2 separate regions of the Mus musculus genome follow, and region 1 is linked to region 2. A link is a contact called in ENCODE Hi-C data. All regions are on one chromosome and are shown on one strand. Each heading gives the region's core, a stretch centred on a gene start or an enhancer-like site at or near the end of the contact. The rest is flanking DNA. Distances are from core to core; before and after follow the strand shown. Region 1 holds the start of Polr3a (polymerase (RNA) III (DNA directed) polypeptide A). Region 2 holds the start of A330001L22Rik (a long non-coding RNA gene).

Region 1 (6,320 bases), core at 1,909-4,408, 2.5 Mb before region 2:
CATTACAAGTCAAAATCACAGCAAATTAATTACAATTAAGTAATTACAATTAAGTAGCAACGAGAATAATTTTATTTTTTAAGTATTTATTTATTTATTTTTGGGTTTTTTGAGACAGGGTTTCTCTGTGCTGTCCTGGAACTCACTCTGTAGACCAGGCTGGCCTTGAACTCAGAAATCCGCCTGCCTTTGCCTCCCAAGTGCTGGGATTAAAGGCGTGCGCCACCACTGCCCGGCAGGAATAATTTTATAGTCAAGAGTTAACACAATATGAGGAACTGTAGTAAGAGGCCGCAGCGTTAGCAAGGCTAAGAACCACTAGTTTAAATCTTAGAGGCAGGTAGTTGGTTTAAATTGTTTCCACTAAGCAGGGCCTAAGAGGTAGAGGAAGGCAGATCTCTGAGTTTGAGGCCTACAAAGAGTTTTGGGTCAATCAGGGTTGCACAGTGAGACGCTGACTCAAGAATAAAATAAAGTGCCGGGCGGGCGTGGTGGCACATGCCTTTAATCCCAGCACTCGGGAGGCAGAGGCAGGTGGATTTCTGAGTTTGAGGCCAGCCTGGCCTACAAAGTGAGTTCCAGGACAGCCAGGACTACACAGAGAAACCCTGTCTCGAGAAACCAAAAAAAAAAAAAGAATAAAATAAAGTAAAACTTGTCTCCAAAAAAGTTCATCTTGAAGGCATTTAAGAAAGCCATTGGGGTCGGGGTGGGGTGGGGGCTTTGATCAGGGCGTAAAGTAAATAAATTAATTAATGAGAAAAAAAAGGCCTTTCAGTCAGCATCCCTGCTTTACACCAGGGAAATAGCAGAAACCTTAACTACTCACCCCTATTGCATTGACGTGACACCACGAGTTGCTAGTGACTTTTTCATAAGGTTTTTCGTGTGTGAGGCTTTAGGTTCTTTAAAACCAGACCTTCGAAGCCCATGCAAGGTCTTGAAAAATCCATTGCATTGCCAAGAATGATCCTGAATTCCTGATCTTTCTGCCTTCACCTCCCAAGTGGGGCACCACACCTAGCAGTTTATTGGATTGGAAGGGAGGATTGTGGCTCTTTTGGCTTTGAGACTTTCTGAGAGTCTTTTAAAAACTTGTGAGTTTTTAAAAGACTGGTTTTTATCCAGCCAGCCTGGATGACATGGCTGGATCCTGGCTCCAGTTAAAATTTTAAAAGAACTGAGGATGTAGGTCCACTCAGTGGCGGAACACTGTCTAATATGCAAAGGCTCTGGGTACAATCTACATTGTTCAGTATGCAATGGCTCTGAGTTCAATGCCCAGCTCTGGATGGAGAAAAAAAAAAAAAAGAAAGAAACTATCTATTTGAACCAGCTGTGGTGGCATACACCTATGAATGACCACACCAATCTGTGAAGTTAAATAAGAGGATTAGCCAAGAACTTGAGGCTATCCTGGGCTACAAAGCAAGCACCAACATACCAACTAGGGTTACATAGAGAGAACCTATCTCAAAATATATTTTGGGTTTTTTTTTGTATGTGTGTGAATCTCTGATCTGACACAAAATAAGCTTTTAATATTGCCTGAACCAGAAGTTAATGCTTTGCATAAAGTGGAGCAAACATGAATTAACAGCATTATTCCAAGGGAAATACCCGAGTACAGGGCTTAGTGTGCAGAGGAGACCAACCTGCACTTCTGCCTGCACACACACAAACACACACAAGTATGTTAAGTCCCCAAAGCAGGCCCCCAAACGGCAGTGCTGACGGCACTATTTTAAAGTGATGGTCTGGACCCCACCAGACCTTGCTAGGAAACAGACTTAAAGCATTTCTCAGAAGCCCTTAACAGCTGGCTGAAGGCTCCTGGCTGTATCTGTCAGTCTCCTCCCTGCCCAACAGAGTTCTCATGCTAACCACCGGGATTTTCTGAGCTGGCCCCACTCCAGCCATATAAGTCCCTAAAACCTAGCAAGGCTTTGCTGCTGGGAGCTGTCTTCTACTGTTCTTAGTGGTGGCCTGGCAGTTGGTTTTGTTTTGTTTTGTTTTGTTTTGTTTTTGAGACAGGGTTTCTCTGTGTAGCCCTGGCTGTCCTGGAACTCACTCTGTAGACCAGGCTGGCCTCGAACTCAGAAATCCACCTGCCTCTGCCTCCCGAGTGCTGGAATTAAAGGCGTGCGCCACCACGCCCGGCTTCTGGCAGTTTTTAATAGACCGTTCTTTCTCTCCTTGGAGAGCTGAAGGGTTGGGTGGGTTTTTGTTGCATCTATTTACAAAACACACAATTCAAAACGAACCATACATATATATTACATATGCTGTGTAAGAATAAGCGTGTTTATATGTGTTTGTATATATGTTTGTACACAAGTATGTAAATAGATATGTAAATTTACTTATTTATACCAGGTGGGATGTAACTGAGCACTGAGAGTATGGAGACAGGATGGCAAATTCAGTACCCGTCGGGACTATATATGGAGAGCCTTTCTCAGGAAACAACAACAACAACAACAACACACACACACACACACACACACACACACACGCGCGCGCCGGTCCTTGTTTGATTTTTTTTTCTATTTGATGTAACTTTTTGACCTTGAGATTTAAAAAAAAAAAAACAAAACTGCGGGGCGTGGTGGCGCATGCCTTTAATCCCAGCACTCGGGAGGCAGAGGCAGGCAGATTTCTGAGTTTGAGGCCAGCCTGGTCTACAGAGCGAGTTCCAGGACAGCCAGGGCTGCACAGAGAAACCCTGCCTTGAAAAACAAAAAAACAAAAAAACAAAAAAACAAAAAACAAAAAACAAAAAACAAAAAAAAAAAACAAACAAAAAAAGCGGTCCATCCGTCTCTTCTGCTGTTTTTTTGTTTTTGTTTTTGTTTTTGAGACAGGGTTTCTCTGTGTAGCCCTGGCTGTCCTGGAACTCGCTCTGTAGACCAGGCTGGCCTCGAGCTCAGAAATCCGCCTGCCTCTGCCTCCCAAGTGCCGGGATTAAAGGCGTGCGCCACCACGCCCGGCCTCTTCTGCTGTTTTGAGAAACCCACCTGAAAAAGCCATTTTCCCCCACTGATCTGCGCGGCCTAGGTGCATTTTCGTGAAGGAGCCGCTAGATGGCGATCTAGAAGGAGGGCTCAAAGCAGCGTCTGCCAAGCCTCTCTTCATAAAGTCCGGCGGCGGAAGAGGAAGCGGCACGTGCGGCGCTCTACGGTGGCCGGGGAGGCTGCTGCAGCTTCCTTACTCCTAAATACCTAAGCACCCCGGGAAGGTGCGGCGACAGTGGTTTTTGTAGTCGCAGCTCCGAGAAGGGCGTCCGGCCAGCCGGCACCATGGTGAAGGAGCAGTTCCGCGAGACGGATGTGGCTAAGAAAATGTAAGGACGCCCCCGAAGGGGTGGGGGTGAGGTGGAGGCTGAGGTCCCGGGTCCCAGAGTGTCCCAGGAGAGGGACAGTTGTTAAGGGAGCGAAGAAAAAAGTTCCAGGATGGGATTTCAGATCCTGGGGTGGGGGGTGGGGGATCCGTGAGGTATAGCGGGGAAAGTGCAATGGACGGAACAGTGTCAGAACGGGCATTCTGGGCGAAGATGCCACCTCCTGAATCCCTGCGCTGATTACTCTCAGCGGACCTCTTCCTCTGGCACGAGGACACAGTTGTGTGCTGACTCAAGGTTGTCAGCTAGAAAGTGGCAGGCTCAGAAACCAAGCTGCTCTTCTGGGCTCTCTGTTTCAAAGCTTAATTATTAAGCCCTGGTTGTTTGATTTTTTTTTTTTTTGGCGGGGGGGGGGGAGGCTAAGGCGGATCTTTTTGCTTCTTCAACTTACATAAGAGAATGTACTGAGGACAGTGTTGTGCACTAAAGGTCCCGCAGAATGCAGTCTTTCTGCTTGGTCTGTTGTAGAGTAGACAAATCAGCCATGATTGTGGCAAATGCAACGACCAGCAGAGAGGAGACTGAGAGCACCAAGTAATGAATAAGTCTGGGCTCGGTGCAGACCAGGCTCCTTTTAAAACACGTACTGGAGGGACAAGGTAGACTGATAGACGTGAAGCAGGGGACTTACACTATGTGAGTCTTGCAAGGCGTGTCAGACTTTTGGAGTGTTTGGCCAGGACAGAGTTTGAGGCCATGGCAGGGATCTAGACTGGCAATGATGGTGACTTGAGCTGGGTCCAGGGCTCTGAGGTGGATGTGGGGACTTTGGAGAGAAGTGAACTTAAAGGGGCATAGGGCATAAAATGGAAGAGAGAAGCAGAGACAGAGGTAAGAAAAATGAGACTGGAGGAACTCTGTGTTACTGTTCACTGGGACAGGTGTCACCTGGGTGACCTCCGACTGTTCTCAGTCCACCATCTCAGTCCTTCACACGCACCCTATTCACATGAAAGGATCCTCACACAGCAGCCCAGGGATGCAGAGCCACAAGCCAATAGTTATGCCACTCAGGCCAAGGCAGGCAGTCAGGAGTTTGAAGCTAGCCCAAGCTACAGAGCAAGACCCTTCATTTCAGATGCAAACTAGATCTCTGTCACCTGGATCTTCCAGCAGCTCTTGGTAATGCTGACACTTGATTCCCTCCTAAATCCCAAGCCCTGGCCCCTGCAGGCCTTACTGGGCTCATCTTGTACCCTTAGCTGTCTGTGCCGCTTGCCTGTGATTCTCTGGTGATGCCCAGTGCCTGTGGGCCAAGGAATCTTTACCTTCTGCTTCCTATCTTCATTCTCCTATTTGCTCTGTCTGACTTAGAATTCAGCTGGAAGATCACCTTTGCAGAGAGGTGTTCTGACCAGACCCTGGTGTCCCATCAGACTGTACCATCATCCCATGTTATTTTAATTCTCTCTATCTTTTATGAACAGTTAGTGCTCCTACCCCAACTCCAAACAGATAAAGTCTTTTATTCAAAGCAGCACAGTATCTCTAGATGAACTCTTTGTCCATGTAAGTTGTTACTTGCTTGTGTTTCTTAGAAAATGGCAAAGGGGAGGAAGCCTGCACACGTTTGATCTAGATGTAACTTTTCAGATATTCTGAGTTGGAGATGCCCATGCCCAGTCAACTAGAGGTGGCTGACGTAAAGAGATTTCGAAGACGTCTATATATACAAACAAAGGGCATCCCTGGGAGGATTGTGCAATGAAGAGGAGGAAGGGTGGCACCCAGAATGGTGGGGGGGGGGGGTGTCCAATATGCAAATGATAGCAGTGGAAGAAGATACCTCAAAAGACCCAAAAGGACTAAATGAAGACAGTAAAGGAGAGTATAGGCCGGGTGGTGGTGGAGCACGCCTTTAATTCCAGCACTTGGGAGGCAGAGGCAGGCGGATTTCTGAGTTCGAGGCCAGCCTAGACTATAGGCTACACAGAGAAACCCTGCCTCAACCCTCCTCCTCCCCCCAAAAAGGAGAATATACTGAGAGGAGAGGGGCACTGAAGGTGTAGGGAACCTGAAAGCAGAGATAAGGAAGCAAGTCCAGACTGAGAAAGATAGGTTCATCACTAGCTTGCCCACCAAGGGAGTGACCTTGAGAGCAATAACGTCTCATGAGGGAAAATTGAAACTCTTTCCCGTAGGATAAAGGGTTGAAGACCCAGTTACTAAACTCTGTCTGGGTCTGGTGGAACGAGCCTGTCCAGGAGTCAGAGGGCAGGGTGGTTTTGGTTGTGTCCATGTGTGCCTAGATCCATGGGCTTTGATACCTTTCTCTGGTTTGTTCCCACTGCAGAAGCCATATCTGTTTTGGAATGAAGTCCCCTGAGGAGATGCGCCAGCAGGCACATATCCAGGTTGTCAGTAAGAACCTGTACAGCCAAGACAACAACCACGCCCCCTTGTTGTATGGAGTGCTTGACCATAGAATGGTAAGGCCCTGTCCCTCCCAGTGTTCCACAGTTGACACGTGAAATCGTTGGTCCCAGCTGGCTGTGAGTTAGGAAGATTGGGCCCCTTTCTTGTGCTCTCCACCAATGGCTGGGTGTTCTTTCCTCCAAAGGGTACGAGCGAAAAAGATCGTCCTTGTGAGACCTGTGGGAAGAACTTGGCGGACTGTCTCGGCCACTATGGCTACATTGATCTCGAGCTACCGTGCTTTCATGTCGGGTACTTCAGGGCTGTCATTGGTATCTTACAGGTGAGCGAGGGGTCAGGGACACTGGAGGGAACCCAGGAACTGTGGCTGAGGAGGGGTATATCCAGAAGTTTCTATACTGTGCCCATAGTATTGCAATCTTGCATTATGTTAAATTCCTTACAGATTCTCTAATGTTCTGTTTCCCTTGAGAAAGCAATAGCTGCAGAAGAGATGGCTTACTGGGTAAGGCGTTTGGTGCTAGTCTGAGCACCTGAGTCACTT
Region 2 (6,973 bases), core at 2,365-4,864:
GCAGTACAGTGGAGGTGACATAAATAAATGCATAAGAAATCCAGGTAGGCAGATAACTGAGCCACCGTGCATCATTCAATATATATATATGTATGCGTGTGTATACACACATATATATTACATTATATTATATATATATATATACATACATGCATATGTAAATATACCGTATTTCTGAGTTTAGAAATAAATTATTTTCATAAGACTGGAAAGTAAGTACGAACTGAGGGACTTTGAGGGGGCTTGTGTGGGGATCCCTAGTCCTGCAGCCCAGGGCACCAAGCAGTCTGAAATAGGTCTTGTTGGATAGTCCCAGCCTTCAATCCCAGCAAAACAGCTGCCAGCTGGGGATGTTTAGTGTGGATGTTCAACTGCACAGCACCTTTGGGGCGCTTATGGATGGCGACCCCAGACAGTGTCTTAGAGAAGATCTGGCATTTAAATTAGTAGGCCCTGGATCCCTCCAACCACCCTTTCACCTCAGACACTTCAGCCAGCTCCCAGTCCTGGCTTAGTCCGGTTCTGGCAGTGGCCACTTGGGTCTGAGCTTAGACCAAAGCATATCATAGAAAGGTGGTTGGTGCTCAACTCCAAGACATTACCAAACTGGGAAGCCAGAGACACCAGCAAGAAGGCCACAATTCAGAGATCTAGAAGCCAAACCCCTTCCAGTCCTTGAGGCTCTAGCTTGAGGTCATAGAAGAAATAACCTAGGTGTATTTACTAAGAAATCCTAAGCACTCCTTCATACACTAAGTGCTGAGATCCCAACGCCCGGTGAAGCTCCAAAGAGGATATTGGCCAGGTCAAGAAGGCTGGAACTGTAAAATTCCGGGGCAAGATACTGATCCCAAACAGGGGGCTTGCAACAGCCCACATATTTAGCTATCCTGCACTGGCTGAATTAATTCCCTGTCCCCCAAATACACAAAACCTTTATGAGCCTCTAAAAGTCCTAACTTGGGAAAGAAACTAGGGGGAATATTTATTTATTTGCAGGAAAAAAGAAAGAAAGAAAGAAAACCTGGGACTCGCATGCACTCCTGTGGAGAAAGAAGGAACCCGGGCCCTGAGAATGCCCTGCTCCTGAGAACAGGACTGCCATGCAGACATTTATACGTGGAGCAGGCGGGGAGGCAGGGGAGGCGGAGTAAGGCAATAAGAAATATTCCCTGACAACTCAGAAAAAGGAAAAGAGAGAGGAAATGAAGAGGGAAAGGTTCAGAGAGTTAAAAAATAAATAATATAATAATATAAAATAAAAAAACTATAATGGAAACAAAAAGAGGCAAACCCAGAAGAGTGCAGACTATGTCGGGGTCCCAGGACTAAGCCGGGCCACAAGTCTCGTCCCGCCCTAAGTCTCGCTGGTTTGAAAAGCTGTTAGGCTTGGGCGTGACCGTCATCTCAGCGGCCCCTGGGAATCTCGCGTCTAACTGTAATTTGGTGGGGAGGGAATGGGTCCAGCAGCCTCAGCTTGCTCTTTCCCTCACTCTTCCAGGAAGGATTGCTCAGCGGAACAGAACCTGGGTGCAGAGACCCCTGGGGGCCTGCTCCAGTCCAGGACTCTTAGGGCGCTCTGGGCCAGGCTTTCCAACTTGCCGGGCCTGACCTGTCAGGCGGATTATCTTCGAGGGAGATTAATAGGGGAGGCGGGCTGCAATAATAATCGTTTTGTTTGATGTGACAACTCTGATAGGCGTTGATTTACTTACAAACTGATAGGCTTTTAATTGAGCGCCTCCGCCGAGCCAGAGATGAAAGGGAAGCGGTGGTGAAAGGCGGCCCGCCTGCCCTCCGGCCTCAATACTGATTAGCCATCTCGACAGTGAATAGTTCAAGGCATTTTCAAACTTTTTTCCTCGGCTCTCTTCCCTTCCGCCTTCTTCCCTCCACCTCCTCCTCAAATATCTGCCATGCCCACACCCTTTTTTTTTTTTTTTTTTTTTTTTTAGAAAACAAATCATGTCCATTGTGTGCAAATAAAATCCGCAGGACGTCCATGCCAACCACCTCTGAGGGTTGGAAGCATTAGGCCTAGCCTGAAGTAATTAATAACAATATATCCCCCCACACCCCCTCCAACTTCCACAGCTTACTCGGCCTTCAGAGATTTGGCCTCCCTTGAGAGGTGCGCAGGCTCAGATGCTGGTGCCTCCCCAAAGCCCGGGGAACGCAGACCCCCAGGCGCCCCCGTGCGCTCCGACCTTCGGAGTTGAGTTTTAACGCGGCAGTCGGAGCTCACGGAGCCCGGCGGCGCACACCGGTGAGCGCATGTAATCTACGTGGGACGAGAGCCATTCCACGATTCTACCAGTCTTGAAGAGCTGGGGTGGCCTCCCTTGAACTGCCCAGCGCAATGAGAAAACTACTGGAATTGGAGGAAAAGAGACAAACTGAGCCTAGAAACTGAACCCCCGGAGCGAAGAGGACACCCTAGGCCCGCGCTTGCTCCTGCTCTCCTCAGTTCTGTCCACAGCGTCAACTCTCACTCTCCAGGCCTATGAAAGAGGCCAATATGGCAGGTGGCCCAAGGCCTAGCTTCCTATGCTAGGACCACAGGAGCTGACCAGAGGGTGACACCTTTAGAGCCATACAGTGGGAGACACCGGCAGGCACTAACACCCCGCAGGCTGCAAGCAGCTTCAGAGACCTTACCCGGCAGAGTTTGGGGTTGCCATTCTGCCAAAACGTAAGCTGGACTTCTTACTCCAGAGATCATTCAGGCACCTTCACAAAGGTGCCTGTGATCTTGCCATAGTCTCACAAATTTACCTTTCTCAATTGTCGCAGGAGGATCACAAACAGCCAATGTTCTTAACACACACACACACACACACACACACACACACACACACACCAGCCCCAGCCGCTCTTCTTTCCAAATTACCATTAATCGAGTTACCATCCCATTAACTTTGCCAACCTAAGGAATCAAGGAATAAAATCAAAACTCTGTGAAAGAATACTTACGAGAAAATTATATAACTCACCCCCACCCCAGAAAGTTCTCGTTATCCGCGTGGACAGAAACAGAAGGGAAGGGGGACTGGGATGGTAGGAAAGAAATAGGCTGGCAAACAGAAGGAAAAGTCCCCTGAGCGTGCCCGGTTCAGCTCAGGGTGCGCGGTGGTCCGAACCCGGTCTCCAGGCTGGGCCCCCGCCCCTGCGCAGGGCGCAGATCGGCTCCTGGCTCCCAGCTCTCCCAGCCCCACCATTTATCAAAAGGACTTGACAACAAAAGAAGAGCTCTGCGGAAAAGTGGGGGGAGGGGAAATTCAAAGTCTCCCAAGTCCCTCCGAGCAAGGGGGTGTGTCCTCTTCTCACCCCCTTCTACTTTCTACGAGTTTCTGGGAGTAACCCCGGAGCGGACGTTATGGAAGTCGCCCAGCGGCACAGGAGTGCATACGCACTGTGCACCCAGATCCAGGTACAAGTCAGCATGCACAGCGCCTCCCCTCTTCTTTCCAAACAGCCCGAGCGACGGCGCAAATCGAGGGGAACGCCGAAGTCCCGCTCCGCTTCCCTGGAAGAACCGGTTTCCACAGGCAGCCGCCCCTCCCTCTCGCGTTCCTTCCCTCTCCTCTCCCCGCATAGGTCAGTCCTGTCTGGATGGTCTACATCATGCCGTCCAGCAGCCCGATTAAGTCCCGGCTCCCAGGACTGTCGGGATGGCCAGCGGAGGGTAGTGGCGAAGGACCCGGGAGAGGAGGAGAGCGAGCCTGAGACCTGTTTGCCTATGCACATGGTCAGGCCTCTTCTCTTGAGCTATTCAACTCTCGCTACGAACACGGGTCACAGAATTAAGGAGGTTTATTCTACAAGTAACCTCCAGAACTCGGGCTATATTTGATGGCATGGCTCTTTGGAAAGAAATTCCCGAGTCTGGGGTGGGAACACTACCGAGGTCGACAACTGGACATCCTCAAGTTACATTCCCGGGAGGGATTATGCCAGAGAGGCGGGAAACCTCCGCGTTAGACGTCGCCTCCAGCGTCGTTCTTAGGTACTCAGCAGACCCGAACTGGGCGACCCGGATTGACCGAAGCACCCAAAGGTAGAAGGTGTGTCTGTCTCCACAACCCCAAGAGGGAGTGAGCACATCCCAGGCCGGTGCTCCAGACTAGGAGTCCTGGGTGCACCTGCGCACTTTACTCTCACTATTTCATTTTCCTGACTGTGGACGCCCCTTTCCCCTCTTTCTTTTTCTTACACACCCTCCACACACACAAACACACACACAGGTGCCAGGAGGCTGCTGCTCTTTCCCCCTCCTTCAGTTTCTTCTCGGTCTCTTCCTTCCTCTGTCTCACTCTAGGTCTCTCTTTTTCCCTTCAAGTCTCACCCGCCTTGTAATCAGCAACAAAAGCTGACATAAATCACGGGCAGATTGACAAGAGCTGACAAATAACTGATTGATTGCGGTCGAGGCACATTGACAATTGATGGAGGGGTGGAGATGCCCAGAGAAACAGGGGGTGCGGGGGGGGGGGAGAGTAGCAAGACGAAAGCAAGAATGGGGGGGGGGCTGAAGTGTGAAACAGGGGAAACATGTGACCCCCCGCTCAAGCCCCAATCTGAGCGTCCTTCGGTGTCACGTGACCGGGAAGGGCGGAGAGCCCGGCGCACGTCGCGAGGACGAGCAGCCACCGCCTCCGTTGCCCTTCTAGCTTCTGGTTTCTCTGCTGCTGAACCTCTGGAAATCCAAGCGGGCGGGCAGACTTTCTGCAGCATCGACTTTCCTTACCCGGGTGGCCGCGCCACGCAAAATCTTAATTTCTGAAAAGATTTTTTTTGTATACAGGCTCCCACTCATCCCTGGAGTTGACTGTTCAGCAGGTATCCACATTACCGCCTGCGTTTCTTCTCCCGAAGTCTGTTAACACTCCCTCCCTCCAAAGGTTTCAGTTTGTTTTCCTGCTGGGAAAACGAAGAACGACGAAGAGAAAAAAGAAGGAAGGCGGTAGATGACAAACGTAGAATAAATGTCCATCTCGTCCGGGTAGCGAAATCGAGGGAGGGGACAAGCCGAGGGGCGGCGAAGAGGGAGCTGCCCATTAAAACCAGCTCTGAGATTCCTGGCGGTGGCGGCGGCGCGGGACGCGTCACATCCCCTTGACCCTCCAATCACCTCGGGCTCCCATTTGATTGGAAGGCGGCAAAGGCTTTAATCTCCCCCTCGGTGCAGCTGCTTTTGAAGTGAGTTTCCTCGCCAGAGCCCGGGCTGGACAAGCAGCGACACACATCGCAGAGCGCAGCGCCGGCTCGGGGCCGGGAGAGCGCAGCGCAGGGCGCAGCCCGAGGCAGACACCGCGCACCGCGGGGACACTCCCGCAGTCTGTCCTGCTCTTCTAGCCCCATCACGGCTCCGCTGCGGGCCACCCAGGATTATTCGCTTCTGGCTCCCGGCGGCGAGAAAGCGCGCGGGGCTCCCGCGTCCGCCGCGCCAGCTCCTCCTCCAGCTGCTCCCGCTCCCCGGGCGAGCGCGCAGCCCCGAGCCCGCCCCGCGCATCTCGGAGCCCTCCCCCCGCTGCTCCCATGCGCGCGGGTGGGTCATGAGCACAGCGCCCTCGCTTTCTGCCCTAAGAAGCAGTAAGCACAGCGGCGGCGGCGGCGGCGGCGGCGGCGGCGGCGGCAGCGGCGGCGGCAGCGCGGACCCTGCCTGGACCAGCGCGCTTTCTGGAAATTGCTCCGGCCACGGCCCAGGCTCCTCCCCGGCCGGCAGCACCAAGCCTTTTGTGCACGCTGTGCCCCCCTCTGACCCCCTGCGCCAGGCTAACCGCCTGCCCATCAAGGTGCTGAAGATGCTGACGGCACGGACTGGCCACATTTTGCACCCAGAGTATTTGCAACCCCTGCCTTCCACGCCCGTCAGCCCCATCGAGGTAAGGACCTTCTCTCGGGGTCAAGCTGAGTCCCCTACCAGGGCTGCCTTCCTGTGGGGTTTCTTTCCCCCCTGGGATCTGGGGCTCTCGGAGTGGGGGTGGGGGCAGTCGAAGTGATTCAGCTCCAGGATGGGAGGAAAGGACAGTACTTCCTCAACCTTAGTCAGTAGAGAGCAACGAGATGAAATTGGGTGCAAATTCTAAGGGGCAAAGCCACACAAACTTGTCTCCTTTTTGTATTAAAGTCCCTATGTACCTAGCCCTCCCCCATCGGCCCCTAGGCGGACAAGGGCCTGTATACTGTTCCAAAGTCGCCTTCCTCAGAAGCTAGTATATTTACACAGCCTCGGAGGCGCCAACCACTCAAGCACTCACACTTTAGAATCAAGGAGTGTGTGCTGGGGAAGAGGGTACAATTCTGGATCTAAAGGGATGAAAACCAAAACATTTGCGAGAGATTGTTTCCAAATCTAAGTAGTGACTTAAAGAATTCAGGAAGGATCCTAGAGCGACCAGGGGGTTCTGGCATCTTTCCCAAGGATACGGAGTGGGGTGCCACTTAGAATTGCGCCTGGAAGTTGAAATGCTTTTCGCGGGCTGTTACGAAGGGCACTAGAACCCTAAGTGCAGGTTTCTAAAGGGTTTCTCTCTTTCTCTGTGTGAACCCCTCCCCATCTGACTCCGCAGCTGGACGCCAAGAAGAGCCCACTGGCGCTGCTGGCTCAAACATGTTCGCAGATAGGGAAGCCGGACCCTTCGCCTTCTTCCAAACTCTCCTCGGTCGCCTCCAACGGCGGCGGCGCGGGTGGTGCAGGCAACGGAGCTGGGGGCGACAAGGACGCCAAGTCGGGCCCCTTGAAGCTGAGCGACATCGGCGTGGAGGACAAGTCGAGTTTCAAGCCTTACTCCAAACCCGGTTCAGATAAGAAGGAGCCGGGAGGCGGCGGCGGAGGCGGCGGCGGCGGGGGCGGCGGCGGGGGTGTTGCTGCAGAGAAGTCAGGATTCCGGGTACCGAGCGCCACCTGCCAGCCATTTACGCCCAGGACAGGCAGTCCCAGCTCCAGCGCCTCGGCCTGTTCGCCGGGAGG

What was found. Hi-C counts contacts between places; a loop is a spot of excess contacts on that map.
Region 1: a loop to region 2 is called in a map of T-helper 1 cell, with 4 times the contacts of the local background. The contact joins the promoter of Polr3a here to the promoter of A330001L22Rik in region 2. A Hi-C loop is called at or near these places in 2 of 37 maps with a recorded cell type or tissue (T-helper 1 cell and regulatory T cell).

Annotation. Positions count from the first base shown.
Region 1 is chr14:24,483,896-24,490,215 of GRCm38, reverse strand. It overlaps Polr3a (polymerase (RNA) III (DNA directed) polypeptide A), which reads left to right and starts at 3,158. Exons shown (of 31, transcript NM_001081247.2): 1 at 3,158-3,343; 2 at 5,694-5,829; 3 at 5,961-6,098. The coding sequence starts at 3,300.
Region 2 is chr14:21,986,116-21,993,088 of GRCm38, reverse strand. A330001L22Rik (a long non-coding RNA gene) reads right to left here and starts at 3,614. Exons shown (of 2, transcript XR_001781181.2): 1 at 1-3,614. It overlaps Zfp503 (zinc finger protein 503), which reads left to right and starts at 3,488. Exons shown (of 3, transcript NM_145459.3): 1 at 3,488-4,064; 2 at 4,805-5,885; 3 at 6,573-6,973. The coding sequence starts at 5,556.